Regions from separate parts of the Homo sapiens genome. Here all the other regions are linked to region 3. Evidence: chromatin contacts called from ENCODE Hi-C or POLR2A ChIA-PET data. All regions are on one chromosome and are shown on one strand. The core of a region is the stretch at or near the end of the contact, and the rest is flanking DNA. Distances in the headings are between cores, read along the strand shown. Region 1 holds the start of LINC01016 (long intergenic non-protein coding RNA 1016). Region 2 holds the start of MLN (motilin). Region 3 has its middle 35 kb from the start of MLN.

Region 1 (4,598 bases), core at 419-2,918, 57 kb before region 3:
CTTTGGGTGCCAGCCAGAAAGCATTGTCCCCGCCCGGGCTGGATTCTAGCCTTGGGTCAAACGGGCTACAGTGCCAATGAAGATGGTACTCAGCGACCTTGGTTCACCAGCAGAACCTGAGAAACCCTCTTCTACCTGAAAGGAGGAGCAGCCCCTTGAGGGCAGCACCTGCCAGTGAGTGTGGAGCCAGGCCACCCTGTCCTTACAAAACTCTTGCAATGTTTGATAGAGAGTAGACATCCGAGGGTATAAAGTACTTTTCCTGTGCATCTTCTCAATTCCCAGGTAGTCTCAGTGAGCTCGAACTATTCACCCAGAAAAGACAGTATGAACTAGCTTTACCCTGGGCCCCTGACCAGGCCTGGTGGTGGCAGCTCCAACTCCATGCAGACAGGAGCTGGGCTGCCCTACCTGGAGAAGCTAGCCACCTACTCTGCCCAGGAATGTCTTGGGTGTCCCCAGAAGGCCTGCTCCTTCCAAAGTTGAAAGCAATGGTGATCTGCTGAAGACACTGGAACTCCGCAGGAAACTGCTGAGCAAAGGAGGCAAGGAAAAGGATATTCTTGGAATATCCAGAAAACCAAGTCGGGAGGGAGATGCTTAAGGGAAGAGAAGGGGCTATCTCCTAGGGAGTGGTCTAGAATCTTCCCATCACTGACACCCAACTTCTGCCCATTATCGGAGGTGCATCTGTCCCTTGGTGAGGGACAGGTAAGGAGGACTCCAGCAGAGCCTCAGCAAACAAGAGCTGTCTGCCTGCTGCAGGGGAGGGTGTATGTGTGACAGGGAGGGTTGGAGAAGGGGCTGCCTTCCACCACTTGTAGTCCTAGGAATCCATGGACACCCTTATTGTGGCTGCGGGCCAGTGTTCCAGGGGCCCTTGTCCTGGGGTGGGAGGAAGGAGCTGTGAAGATGCCAGCCTACTAGGGACAGGGGTAGGACCAGGTGTGCAGCCTGGAACAAGGGACAGAGGGAGGAAGCAGCACCATCAGCACTTTTTCCTTAACACCTGGGTGTGGGTTTGGGTGTGCATTTCTTAGGCAAAGAGGCATCTCAGTGCATGTTTTAAGCTGCCATCTCCTCCTTTTAAGCCTCCTAGTTAATATCTGCTATGTGAATTATTTACTGGGAACAGATGTTAGAGTTTAAAGAGCACTGAGCAGAGATCTTTGGCTAATCAATTTATTTTAACAGGTTTAAGTCTTTACTACACACCCAATTGGAGATTTCCCTGCCACTGGAAGCCTGTGCTCCTACAAGCCTGTGTTACACATATTTCCAGCTCGCCCCAAGCTTGTTTCCTGCTCTTTAGCCCCTCCCCATCCTGGCCAAAGTGCCTCCTTCTCTTGGTATCCTATTTGATCTGCAGAAGTCTAATTTGACCTGGAGAAAGAATTTTTCCTCCTAACATCAGTCCTCAGGTTGGACTAAATGGTCACTCAGTGAGATCTGGCCATGTCCTTCTAGGCTTTGAGTCATGTTTGCTGAAGCCATGCCAGTAAAATATTTCTGGGATTGAGAAGAAGTCAGCCTGACATTTTAAACAAACAAGGGCTGCAAGACTAAAAGACCCATCTCTGCCTCTCCCCAGGGGCGTTTCTCACGGGGTGGGTAGGGAGGGCTTCGAAGCAGCCTGTGAAGTGTGGGCAGCTTGAAACACACGAGGCAGCAAATCCGAACAGGCAAAGGCCTCACTCTCCAGTGCAGTCTGGGAGGACTGATCAGGGAAGAACAGATCAGGGTGAAGAACAGAAAGGTGAGCTCTGATCCTGGAACTTCTTCCCTGCGCTCTGCCAGCTCCCACCTCGCCACCACCCTGGGTTCTGGAACCACGCCAAGCAGGGCAGAAACCGAAGTGCTTTTGGAAGTCCACAGGGATTCCCACACCCACCACAGCCCAATTTCATCTGCCCACAGTTGCTCCCTGAACTCAGTGGCTCTGCCGCAGCAGGGAGATGGTCTGAAGGACAGGCGTGGGGGCAGAAGAAGGTGAGTCACAGTGGGGTGATGCGCCTCACTACTAATCTATCTTCCCAACATCAATTCCACCCAGGGCCGTGGGCGAGGATCCCCTGGTGGTTCCGTACCATGAGGTTCTGTAGTTGCAGGGTGTGTTCTCCTCCTGCAAGTCCATCTTTACGCAGAAGGCTAAGGGAGGAGGTGGCCAAGAGGCTTGCTTCTGTTTTTGCCTGACCCCCCTGGGGTATCACTGTCCCAGGACCCCTTTTGACATAGCTATCTTATGTTTGGGGCTAAGGTTCATCTGTGGGTCCCACTGTAAATATTTATTGGAGACAAGTATCCAAGGAAGGAAGAAAACAGCAATAACTGAATATGTGGGTTTGCCACCCACAGGATGAGGCCAGGGAGGGTTTCTGTACAGGAACAGGTAGGTAGCTTGGGCTTGCAAGGGTCATACAAGGCGTGATGCCTTCAGACAGCTGACTCCCAAGTTCCATTTTCCCTGCACAGGTAAGGAACCATCACATACTTGACTTTGCCTCCCCAGAGGCCAACTGATGGGGAGGAATGGGCTTCCCTCGCTTCTTCTCAGGCAGAGCTGAGGTGACTGCATGGGGCTGGGGGCTCTGCCTCTCGCTGAAGTCCAGAAGAAAACATGCCTATGGCCTCAGACATGACAGAGTCTCCCTTGGCCTCGGCCAGTATTTGACAGTCTTAACCCCGCCTGTAGAGGTGCCTGTGAGAGGGGTTCTTGTTCCCAGCCCCTAACACAGATGCCATCAGGGACCACTGTCCAGAATTCTCTGATAGTTCTGGAGGGTTTTTGGAGCCCTAATCCCACTGTTTCTTTTCTGTTCTGCTTGTAACAGAGCTCATCTTCTGGGGACTTCTTTCAGTGGGCAAAGCAAGGGGTCATTGTCTGAGTGGGAGCCTGGGCCTCTGCCACATGGGCCAGGAAAAGCTCCCTAGGGTCCTTCTGCCCAGAGGGAATTTGGCCAGGCAGGTGAGGGAGAGTCTGCCTCCGAAGAGGGTCTGAGAAGCAGTCATATTGACCCAACCTTTGCGTGTGGCTTATTGACAGCATCAGCACCCATAGCCCTGATCCACGTCAGAGACTCCCCACTTCAAAGCTCTTAAAGCCCTCACAGCACACATGAGTTCCTGTGGTCCTGGGGCACCCAGTTGCCTCAGGTCTTTGCTAGGGTCTGTTTCCTGGGCCTTGTTGGGACCAAAGTTTCTGCCACAGCCAATGAAACAAGACCAAGAGGAGAACAGCACAGCATCCAGGGAAGGAGGGGGCCTGGAGGCCAACAAGGGCCATTGCCCCTGGTGGGCGGGCAGCTCCAGAGAGCACCAATGGCTGAGAGGCTCAAGTCCCCAGCAAGGCGGCAAGGCCCTTCACTTCTTTCCAAACCTAAGGCTCTATGCACCATCAGGACCATTTGATCCATGCAATTGGTTTCCACCTCAAAGACGTTTCCCTTTCAACTCTAAACTCGGCCGGGCAGGCAGGCTCAGGGCCCCTTTACTTTATGAAATTAACCAAGGCTGACTAGACAGGCAAGGATATGTAGTCTCCATACATTTTTTTTTAGGGAGCAAGAAGATACTTTTGTTGCCGGGGGGTCGGGGGGTGGGGGTCTTACGCCATGGCCCATAGACAATCGATGCCCACCCAGAAATACTCTGTGGTTCAGGAGGAGGGGAATTTCCTGCCGGCTCTTGCATTCCTCAAAGGTATATACAATTAGCTATACGTGTGAACAAATGGGGCCTTCTCAGGGGCCATTCTCCAGTAGTTAAAGCTCAAATTGATCTACTTCCTTGGATGCATTCTAAGATTTCACTTAGTTTCCCACCCTTTCTCTAACCCACTGCTGATGCAGATCCTATTTATGTGCCTCTGGTTCTGGTTCTGGACTTCTTTAACATCTAGTAAGTATGTGCATTGCCAGTGCCAACTATGTGTCAGTTCCATGCCAGGAGCTGCAGGAGGGCCCAGTGAGTAATGAGGCATTCCCTACCCTTTAGGGAGTCTGCTTTTGGGTTGGAAAAGCAGATAAACTTTAAGGGCACAGCACTGCCTCAGCGACCTTGCACGTATCCACATGTGCCACACAGGCAGTCTTGAACCACAGCTAATCTGAATCAAGGCCACAGGAGCAAGGCCTTGACATCCTGTGATCCTCCCAGACCACCAGAGGATGGGAGGCTGGAAGTCCTTGCTCTGAGGCCATCTCCTACTAGAACCTTCTCCCCTGGGAGGCTACCATGAGGCAGTTTCTTATCCTCTCTGGGTTCTAGCTAGAGAATATCACAATGGAAAGAACGACTTTCCAAATTTCAGGATGAAAAAACTGAGGCACGAATAGTCACACTGCTGGATTCAAGCCCTGGTACCCAGAACCTTTGGAACTCAGGGGCAGACTCAAATTTTCCTCTGGTTTATTATGCAAATGAAGGCATTCCTCTGGGTATCTTAGTAGAGAGCCAGTTAAGACCCCAAACTTCCCCTCTTCCCTTTGCTGACAGATTGCAGCACCCCTTTGCTGACAGATTGCCTGGTCAGGAACTGTCCCCCAAATGTAGTTGAGGACTGATAGCAAAAAGCTAATGAGACCACTGGTGCTGGGTGC
Region 2 (4,049 bases), core at 823-3,322, 36 kb after region 3:
CCAACTCTCAAGGGACTACTTTGCCCCCACCAAGGTCTGTGACCTTGTCTTTCGGTTTGGTTTTGTTTTTTTTTTCAGACACAGGGTCTCACTCTGTTTCCCAGGAGTGCAGTGGCATGATCATGGCTCACTCTATCCTCCATCTCCCAGGCTCAAATGATCCTCCCACTTCAGCCTGCCGAGTAGCTGAGACCACAGCGCATGCCATCATATCTAGCTAATTGTTTTTATTTTTTGCAGAGATGAGGTCTTGCTATGTTTCCCAAGTTGGTCTTGAACTCCTGGGCCTTAAGCAATCCTCCTGCCTCAGCCTCCCAAAAGCTGGGATTACAGGTGTGAGCCACCTTGCCCAGCCTAGCGACCTCTTCCCAAAAGCCCCTCTTGAAACAGGGACAGTCAGACTCCAATGAGGCCCAAGGTTAAGGGATGGTAACTCTGCTGCAAACCCCCGGCATTTGGAGCTTTAATTCCTGATGTAAGTCTCAGACTTCAGAGCCACACTGCACATCTCACAACAGCCGCTGGTCCAGTGTGCTGGAGTTCTAATGTGGGTGCTGTACACAGAGACCCTGCTGGCAGGAAGCGAGGACACTGAGCTGCCATCTGTTTTCATTAAGCCTTGCTGAGTAGGGAAGGTAGAAATTATCTGTGTTGGGTTTGAAGCACTGCAAACATTTGTTTCTGAGTGGAAGGGCCAGAGCAGACCCAAGGACTGGCTAGGCAGGGTCTCCTGGGCAAGAAATAGTGCCCCTCTGGATGTGTGAGGCAGCGTCTGGATGTGTGGGGAAGGTGCTACTGGCCAACGTATGTCGCCTGGGAAAATGGCCACTGCCCACCCAGACCCTCGGGATTCCACACCCAGACTGTACCCCACCTCAGCCTCTGCCTGGTCCATGACCGGTACCCAGAAAACTAGACATCTTCCAGAGTGATGTTTTTGCCCTAACATCCCCTTCAAGGTATCATGAAGATGCCCAATATTCCATTTCCTCCATCAAATCTAAATCCTTCTGCTTGGTTGCTAAGGGTCCCCACACTCAGACCCGACTGAGCGGCTCCCAGCCCACACAGGGGACCTCCTGTGACACCATTCTAAGCCTGTGTGTGCCCCAAATCTCCAGAAGCCCTCACTCCTGCCCTCTGCTGCACCTGGCCACGTCTGGCCTTCACCCTAGTATAAAGACACCTTGCAGAGGAGTCACAGATGAGCTATTTAGCAGTGCCTCCGTTTCCTTATCTATTGAATGGGGGAAATAAATGCACCCACCTCACGGGGTTGCTGCGTTTAATCAGAACGTTCGTGCTCAGCATTTCCTGGGTAATGCTGCGCTCTGGAATTGGCCCCGCCCAGCCCCAGCAACAGCGAGCCAGGTCTGACTCCAGATCACATTCACCTCTTCCCTCTTCCCTCTTTGAATCTTTACACATACTGTTTGAATTGCATGATTACCATGAAACATTGTCCAGGTAGGTGTCTTTCTCCCCGTTTAGGCTGCAGCGTGCAGACCTCCTACACTGTCACCCCTCTGCATTTCCTCGGTTCCTTCGCGGCATCTGGCCCCACACAGCCTTGGGTCTGGACTCAGTAGTTTTATTTTCATTAATCCACTGAAATGCTGTCACAAACTCCTGAACACTTTCTTTCATGAGGGGCTTCAGGGGGAAGACTGAAGAGAAGTTATCTTTCTAATACAGCGCTCTGACAGGCCGACAGAAAATCTGATCACTAGAGCATTGGCCTGCAGACGCTCACCAATGTCATATATTTAAGGAACAAAAAAAGAAAAGGCTTTGTTAAAATGACCTCTGAGAGGCAGCTGAGTTTTCAGTGGACGGGAGAATGCCATCTGGGTGGGGGCTAGCTTCCACCGAACCCTGACTGTCGCTGTTCCTTCCAGGAAAGCCCTGGAAGCCCATAGCGTGGCTAGCCCTGCCTGGAGTTTCCACGAGCTTCAAGAATCCAGGCTCCCCCTCTGAGGGCCCCCAAAGCTGTGGTCAAAGGTTAATGGGCTCCAAGGGCAGCTCCCAGGGTTGGGAGGTATATAAGAACCCGTCAGATCAGCCGGACACCAGAAGACAAGCAGAGAGACTCCTCCAGACCCACTCAGACCACGTGCACGCCGTAAGTAGCCCTTGGAGAAAGTGGGTGGGGAGTGGTCAGCATAAGCCCTAAAGCAGAACGCTGGTGCAAGCCAGAGCCAGCCTGGTCCAGGGCCCTCTGCCACCTTCCAGTGCCCAGCCGGGCTTCGCACTGAGTGCCCGCGCTGATTCCCAGGGCATCAGTGAGCAGAGGCAGGGCTGAGGCACAGACGCTGGAGGCAAGCAGGTGGGTACAACTCCTGGCAAAGCAGAGGCTGTTGTGGGTGGGTCTGGCACATCCACGGTGGGCCGGGAACCCAAGCCAGAGCTCATCATGGGCGCAGGGCCCCTCTTGGCATGGTGGCTTTGCTCTGGAAAGGTAAGAAAAATTTGGCCCTGCAGTGGCTCATGCCTGTAATCCCAGCATTTTGGGAGACTGAGGTGGGCGGATCACAAGGTCAGGAGTTTGAGACCAGCCAGGCCAATATGGTGACACCCTGTCTCTACTAAAAATACAAAAATTAGCCATGCGAGGTGGCACATGCCTGTAGTCCCAGCTACTCAGGAAGCTGAGGCAGAAGAATCGCTTGAACCTGGGAGGCAGAGGTTGCAGTGAGCCGAGATCGCGCCACTGCACTCTAGCCTGGGAGACAGAGCGAGACTCCATCTCAGAAAAAAAAAAAAAAAAGAAGAAAAGAAAAGGAAAAGAAAAAGTTGACCCCGAGGGAGAGCACATGGGGAGGCAAGGCTAGCCCGGCCAGGGGTGCTGCAAGGGAGGGCAGACGGTCACCCCCTTCATGCAGAGCTGGACACTTGAAGGTTGAAGCCCCCCATCTCTGATGATGGGAAAGGAAAGTTAGTGCCTCACTGTACAATGAAAAGCTCCTTCTCCCACCTCCAGCTCACCAGAACACACATGAACGTAGGTGACATGCCGACTGCCAGTTGGATCAAGAAAATGAGAAGCAATTGGATTTTGCCTTTTTTTTAATTTAAAGTTTTTATTGATTCCTATGGAGTGAATTAAATACACCAGAATGAAACAGGATCTATAGCCTCTCTGTGAAGGAAATGGGATGCCATAAATGTGACACATCCGTCTCTGCTGGGGGGAAAAGCAGGCCCCAGAGACTCTTCAGGGAACGCGCAGGAATGAGAAGGGAAGAACAGTGATGGGTCCCACCCACCTCAACCCATTCTCCGTTCAGCTCAAGCTCCTCTGGGGCTGCACACAAGGCCTCGGCTTCCTGGGAGGTGGTCTTGGGTGGGCGGGTGGTCCTTTCAGCCTGCTGGGAATTTGCATACAGCTGGGATGGGGAGGCTTTCGCTGTCTGAGCTCTGTTGTTCTTGTTCATGGAGTTTGAACAAAATGGAGAGAAAATAGGAAGTGGGAAGAAGAGAGAGCTGGAATAGCAAGAAGGCAGAGGGAGCGTCTGGCGTGGTAGGGTGGTTTCAGATGACTGAGGAGACAGGTCTTGGCTGAGAGGCAGGATGCAAGCCTGCAGCCTTGGAAGGTTCTGTTCAAAGGGGGAGCCAGGTTGAGACCTGCAGAGAAGCCCCGAGGCCTTTCCAGGGCAGACCCTCTCCTGCCGACAGAATCCAGGCTGCCTGGGGACTGGAGGAGCGCTTTATCTGAAACCTTGTAACTACCTCCACCCCTACCCCTACTGCTGGAGGGGCTGTCCCGGCCTCCCCTCCCTGCTTGGAGGCCTGGCCCCTGCACTCAGCAGTCCACCCAGCGCAGGAACAGTGGTGCCCAAGATGCATTCAACAGGCCTGCCCCCTGTGCCTTCCTCTGCCTACTATGGGCAGAGGCAACGTAGAGTGGGGTATTGGGAAAAGCACTGGGCCTCAAAAGGCCAAGGTTCCAGCCCCTGCTGCCTTTGAATGAGTCAACCTTGGCTGGCACTCAGCTAGGCCATCCCACCCCCACCCCAGGACCACCCTGTCCCTGCCCAAAGTCTGCCCAG
Region 3 (4,351 bases), core at 52-2,551:
ATCCAGACCTCACATAGTGTGCACTCCAACCCCACAGCCCCTCTCCCCAGCCCGGGGTCCTCCAGGAGCTGCTGGACCTCTTTCTCCTGTCTTCCCCACTGCCTCCTTGGTCTGATTGTGCAGAGTGATTTGTGGGCCTGAGAAGCTGAATTGTGGGTAAAGCGCTGTCCAAATGTGGAGCAAATTGGAACTGCAGCTCCAGCTGGCGGGCCATCCATCACAGGAAAGGCTCATCAGAACCTCACTGCCCTGCCCAGCCTGGGCCCCTCACTGTGCCTGCCCCAGGGGTGAAGGGGTCTCCTCCTCTCTCCACCTAGGGTCTGAGGGGGCCATGGGTAGCATGGGAGTGGGGGCCTGGGACTGGGGACCTAACTGGAAGAGAGACAGGGAGGAGGAGGACTGACCATTCCTTGCATTTGTAGGGTCTCCTTTAGGCTTTTCCATAGCATTTTTATGCTGATGAATTTCACAGAAGCCTCCCAAGAGGTGTATTATTTATAAGTTGGGAAACTGAGGCACAGTACAATCAGGTGACAGGCCCAAACTTGCACTGCATTAACAGAGACTGGAGCATGAAATTTACAGCTGGAATACCTGGAATTCTTAACAAAGCAGTAGTTTCTTGCAACACGGAAGAATTCAAAAGCAAATAAATATTCCATCTGGCGCAACTCCTAGTTCCTGGAGCTGACACCTTAGTGGCTCCATTACAGACTGATGAGGTGAAGGAGTCACCAAAACACCTATAACCTGCAGGCCCTGCCTTGAGGTACTGTCTCTCCGTGCCAGGAGCTGTTCCCGTTCTAGGAGAACCCTCTCCCTGCCTTTGCCCTGCCCAGCCTCAGACACCCCATTCCTCAGTCCATGTGACGCAGCTCCTGGCCACAGCTGATTAGGCCAGAGGCGGTCACGTGAGCCAGACTATCTCCTCATAGCCTGGCCCTGACCTCTGACTTGGGACCTGCCTGAAAAAGATGAGCTATGCCAATTAGATGCAAGGAATTTGGAATTGGGACCTTGAGCAACCCAATGAGGTAGCAGAGTGAGCCAAGCTGAAAGGTCCCAGGTAACCTCAGGACTCATCTTTCTGAGAGGCCAAACTATCCAGACCCTGCTTACTTTCCCCTGCCTCTCCCTTAACTCTGGATCCAGAAACCTCTGTGTGTGCGTGGAAGAGGGGAGGAAGATGCCACACTTGCTCTCTGTCATCCCACATGCCCCCAAGCTACCAAACTGTTTATCCACATGAGTCATTTCCGTTTCCCCTTGAGGCCTGGGTTTGGAAACTCAGAACCCAAGCACAGACTGCTGTCTCTCTCTTTATGCTGAGTCATCTCTTCCTTGAGACTACAGCTGAGCTGTCCTGCTGACTACTGAACGGAAGCGGCCAAGGTTGGGGATGGAGAGGAGCCGTGGAATATGAATTAACATTCCTATATGTTATCATGTCACACAAGGTTACCTGTGGCCCAGGACCCCAAATGCGGAAGCATCAGGAAGGGAGAAAGCTCCCCTCTGCATGGGAGGGGTGTGTGTGTGTAGGGGGGCCCTCTCTGCAGACCTCTGTGCTCCCGATTTCATTTTTGTGGAGCCCTTCCTGGTTGCCCTGGCCTGGGCCTCTCATGACCTGTTAGATTAGTGCTAAAAGTCCGACTGTTTGTACAAAGTGCGTTTGTATCTGTTTCAATCAGGGTTTAAGTGCAGGAAACAGAAGGCATGTGGGGATTTGAAGCAGAGAGGCAATTAACATGGGGAATTAGGTGCTTAAAAAGTCATTGGAGGTGCTGTAGCAGTTGGCATTAGGCTTGCACCCAGGAATGAGTATGGAACAGCTGAACTGGCCCCATCAGGAAGGGGAGGAATCAGAGCCACCACCGAACACACCACTCTAGCTGCCATCCATCGTCTGAAGCTGCTGTCACCACCATATGACGTCTGGGCCCCATAAAGCTGGTGCCTGGACATTGGAATGCCATGAAGGAAAATTCGTGTGTCCATGAGCCTACCTGCCACCGGCGAATAGCTAACGGATGAGGAAGCTGGCTCTGCCTCACTTCTGCCCTGCAGGCCTCATGTGGGTGTCTGCATTCAGCAGAACCTAGCTCATTAACAAAAACCCTAGGTGCACGGGAGCCACACTGTTGTTAGCTTTGTAGCCTCTGCAGCAGCAGAAGGCAAGGAATGGATGCTGAGTCCAAGCACATATCTCAGAGCCCAATTCCAGATTCCCAAGAGACCCCACAGGCCGACGTGGCCCATCTTTTGCAGCCAGTGTGGGCTGACTGCTCTCAGTTAAGGCCTCGCCTGGGGGGAAGCTGTGTAAACACAGGAGGGGCAGTGGAAGGGGAGCGAGGACTGAAGAGCGAGGTGCATGACTCTGCGTGTGTGCGCACGTATGCACGTGCATGTGCCTGTCTGGGGAAGAGGAGTGGGGGTGGATCTTAGGGGCTGTGAGATGAAGCCCAGCTCTCCCTACATTCTCACAGGGCCTCTTATAACAGGAGCAGCCAGCAGCCACGGAGGCTTCCATCCAGTGGGGAAGTCAGTGGTGGGGTGGACCTCACCCACTCCCAGTCTCTACCTACCCTGGGTCAGCACAGCCATCTCTGATCAGCTCTCAGGGGAGGCTGAAGTCTTTGTCTCTCCTTGAGCTAATTTCTGGGGATCCCAGCATCTTGTATTAATAAAACCGGAGTACCTAGAATGTCCCTCTCTTCAAAATACAGTTGTGACACAAACACTGTGGCTGCAGGTTCCCTGGGGGAACTTTCGCTGGGGTGAGGTGCACTGAGGCTCAGTTCCCCCTGACAGGGGGCCCTGCCTGCAGGCTGCTAGCCCAGGGCAGGACTGAGGGGTTGAGAGATGCCAACCCCAGGAGCTGCTCGGCCTTGTGGCTGCAGCTCCCTCAGCAGAAACCCTTGCCTGTGGAACTGCTCTCTCCCTTTTGCTTGTTAAAGAGTTCATCTGCTGCTACTCCCCGCTCCTGGAAGATGAAGGAACTACCACTCCGGCAGGCGTGGGGAGGCGGGGAGGTGGGAGGGAGCACACACTCCAGGCCAAACACCCGCCTGCCCTGGCATGCAATCCGCAGGGAGACCCGGGAAAGGGAGGCTGCATTCCACAATGTGTCAGGAAGACAAGACAGGCTCTCTCTGCTCCTCTGCCTTGGAGAAGATCTTAGCCCAGTCTGACTTCAGGGTCGACTTGGCCAGAGCCTCACAGAGCCTCACAGAGCCTCAAAAGCTAATGAAGGACTCATCTCCATCGCCTCAACTCAGGATGTCTCCAAGGGAATGACCCCTCCTCCCTCTGCCCGCAAACTACTGCCTCCTGCCGCCTTCCCTGTCTGTGTCACAGCCCCCTCCCCAGTCTATGAGATCTGCTGCTCCATCCCCTGAGACTCCTCTCAGATGTGGCCCTTGCTTGTCATTCCTACCTTTCAACCCACTCCTCTACCTTCATCACCACACCAGCCACCTCCCCCAGGCCTCCCTGCAGCTCCCCTCTCTCCTGTCCCTGGAGGGTTCCCCTGCTGAACACCCCTGGACACCTCCCATTCCCCCGTGACCTGCTAAATGGAGCCCCAGTGCCTCAGCCTTGTCTCGGAGGCTTTCTGAGGCTCACCCCTGGCAAACCGTTCCAGGCTATCTCCCACACACACCCACATTCTTGCCAAACTATATTATGCATCAATTCTCGAATAGTGGGCACATGATGGAAGCTGGCTAATTAGAGCCCTCTCCTGAGACTTTTGCCTGAACTGGTCCTCTGGGATTTGAGCTGTAAAGGACGGTGTGGTAGACTGAAGAAAATGCCTCTCTCCCAATGATATATGCACTTCCTAATACTTGGAACCTGCAAATATTACCTTACATGCCAAAAAAGCAAATGTTGCCTTATATGGCAAAAGATATAATTAAGTTAAGAATCTTGGAAGGAGAAGCTTATTCTGGATAATTTGGGTAGGTCTCGAATGCCATCACAAGTATCCTTTACACACACACAGAGAAGTTAGACACAAAGGAGAAGGCAATGTGAAAACTGAGCAGACAGAGATGTGGCCACAAGCCAGGACATGCTGACAGCACCAGATGCTGACAGAGGCAAGGCACGGCCTCTTCCCTAGAGTCCCCAGAAGGCACGTGGCCCTGCAGACAACTTGATTTCAGACCTGTGGCCTCCAAAACTGTGAGAGAATAAATTTCTATTGTTTGAAGCCACCAAGTTTCTTGTAATTTGTTATAGCATCCCCAGAAATGGATACAGATGGTGAGTGCTGGAGCTGCTGGAGCCATTTTGTGCCATGTGGAGAGGATGTGGGAAGCCTGAAGCAGATCCAGAAGAAAGCAGA

The links. A loop is a pair of places that touch in the nucleus more often than their neighbours do. ChIA-PET counts read pairs that join two places held with the same protein, here RNA polymerase II (POLR2A). Pooled maps may share reads with other maps.
Region 1: a loop to region 3 is called in a map with no recorded cell type, with 5 times the contacts of the local background. The contact joins the promoter of LINC01016 here to the enhancer-like site in region 3. A Hi-C loop is called at or near these places in 9 of 168 maps with a recorded cell type or tissue (CD4-positive, alpha-beta T cell, CD4-positive, alpha-beta memory T cell, CD8-positive, alpha-beta T cell and 5 more), 5 of 37 single-sample maps with no recorded cell type and 13 of 50 pooled maps. POLR2A ChIA-PET finds 5 or more read pairs at or near these places in 13 of 52 experiments (AG04449, CD4-positive, alpha-beta T cell, CD4-positive, alpha-beta memory T cell and 10 more).
Region 2: a loop to region 3 is called in a map of endothelial cell of hepatic sinusoid, with 6 times the contacts of the local background. The contact joins the promoter of MLN here to the enhancer-like site in region 3. A Hi-C loop is called at or near these places in 3 of 168 maps with a recorded cell type or tissue (HepG2, endothelial cell of hepatic sinusoid and endothelial cell of umbilical vein) and 1 of 50 pooled maps. POLR2A ChIA-PET finds 5 or more read pairs at or near these places in 2 of 52 experiments (Panc1 and activated T-cell).

Annotation. Positions count from the first base shown.
Region 1 is chr6:33,893,977-33,898,574 of GRCh38, reverse strand. LINC01016 (long intergenic non-protein coding RNA 1016) reads left to right here and starts at 1,668. Exons shown (of 3, transcript NR_038989.1): 1 at 1,668-1,756. The region is part of intron 1 of LOC105375026 (a long non-coding RNA gene); the gene reads right to left.
Region 2 is chr6:33,802,026-33,806,074 of GRCh38, reverse strand. MLN (motilin) reads left to right here and starts at 2,072. Exons shown (of 5, transcript NM_002418.3): 1 at 2,072-2,122. LOC105375024 (a long non-coding RNA gene) reads right to left here. Exons shown (of 3, transcript XR_926707.3): 3 at 3,049-3,596.
Region 3 is chr6:33,837,166-33,841,516 of GRCh38, reverse strand. No RefSeq gene overlaps it. Among named protein-coding and RNA genes, the nearest start is that of MLN, 35 kb to the right of the region's middle. RefSeq lists enhancers at 1-631, 671-1,870, 1,567-2,501. Within about 2 kb of position 1,301, at least 11 of the 41 ENCODE cell types and tissues checked have a DNase peak (open chromatin) inside an H3K27ac peak, as active enhancers do; they include Panc1 and endothelial cell of umbilical vein, where a contact is called at or near this core.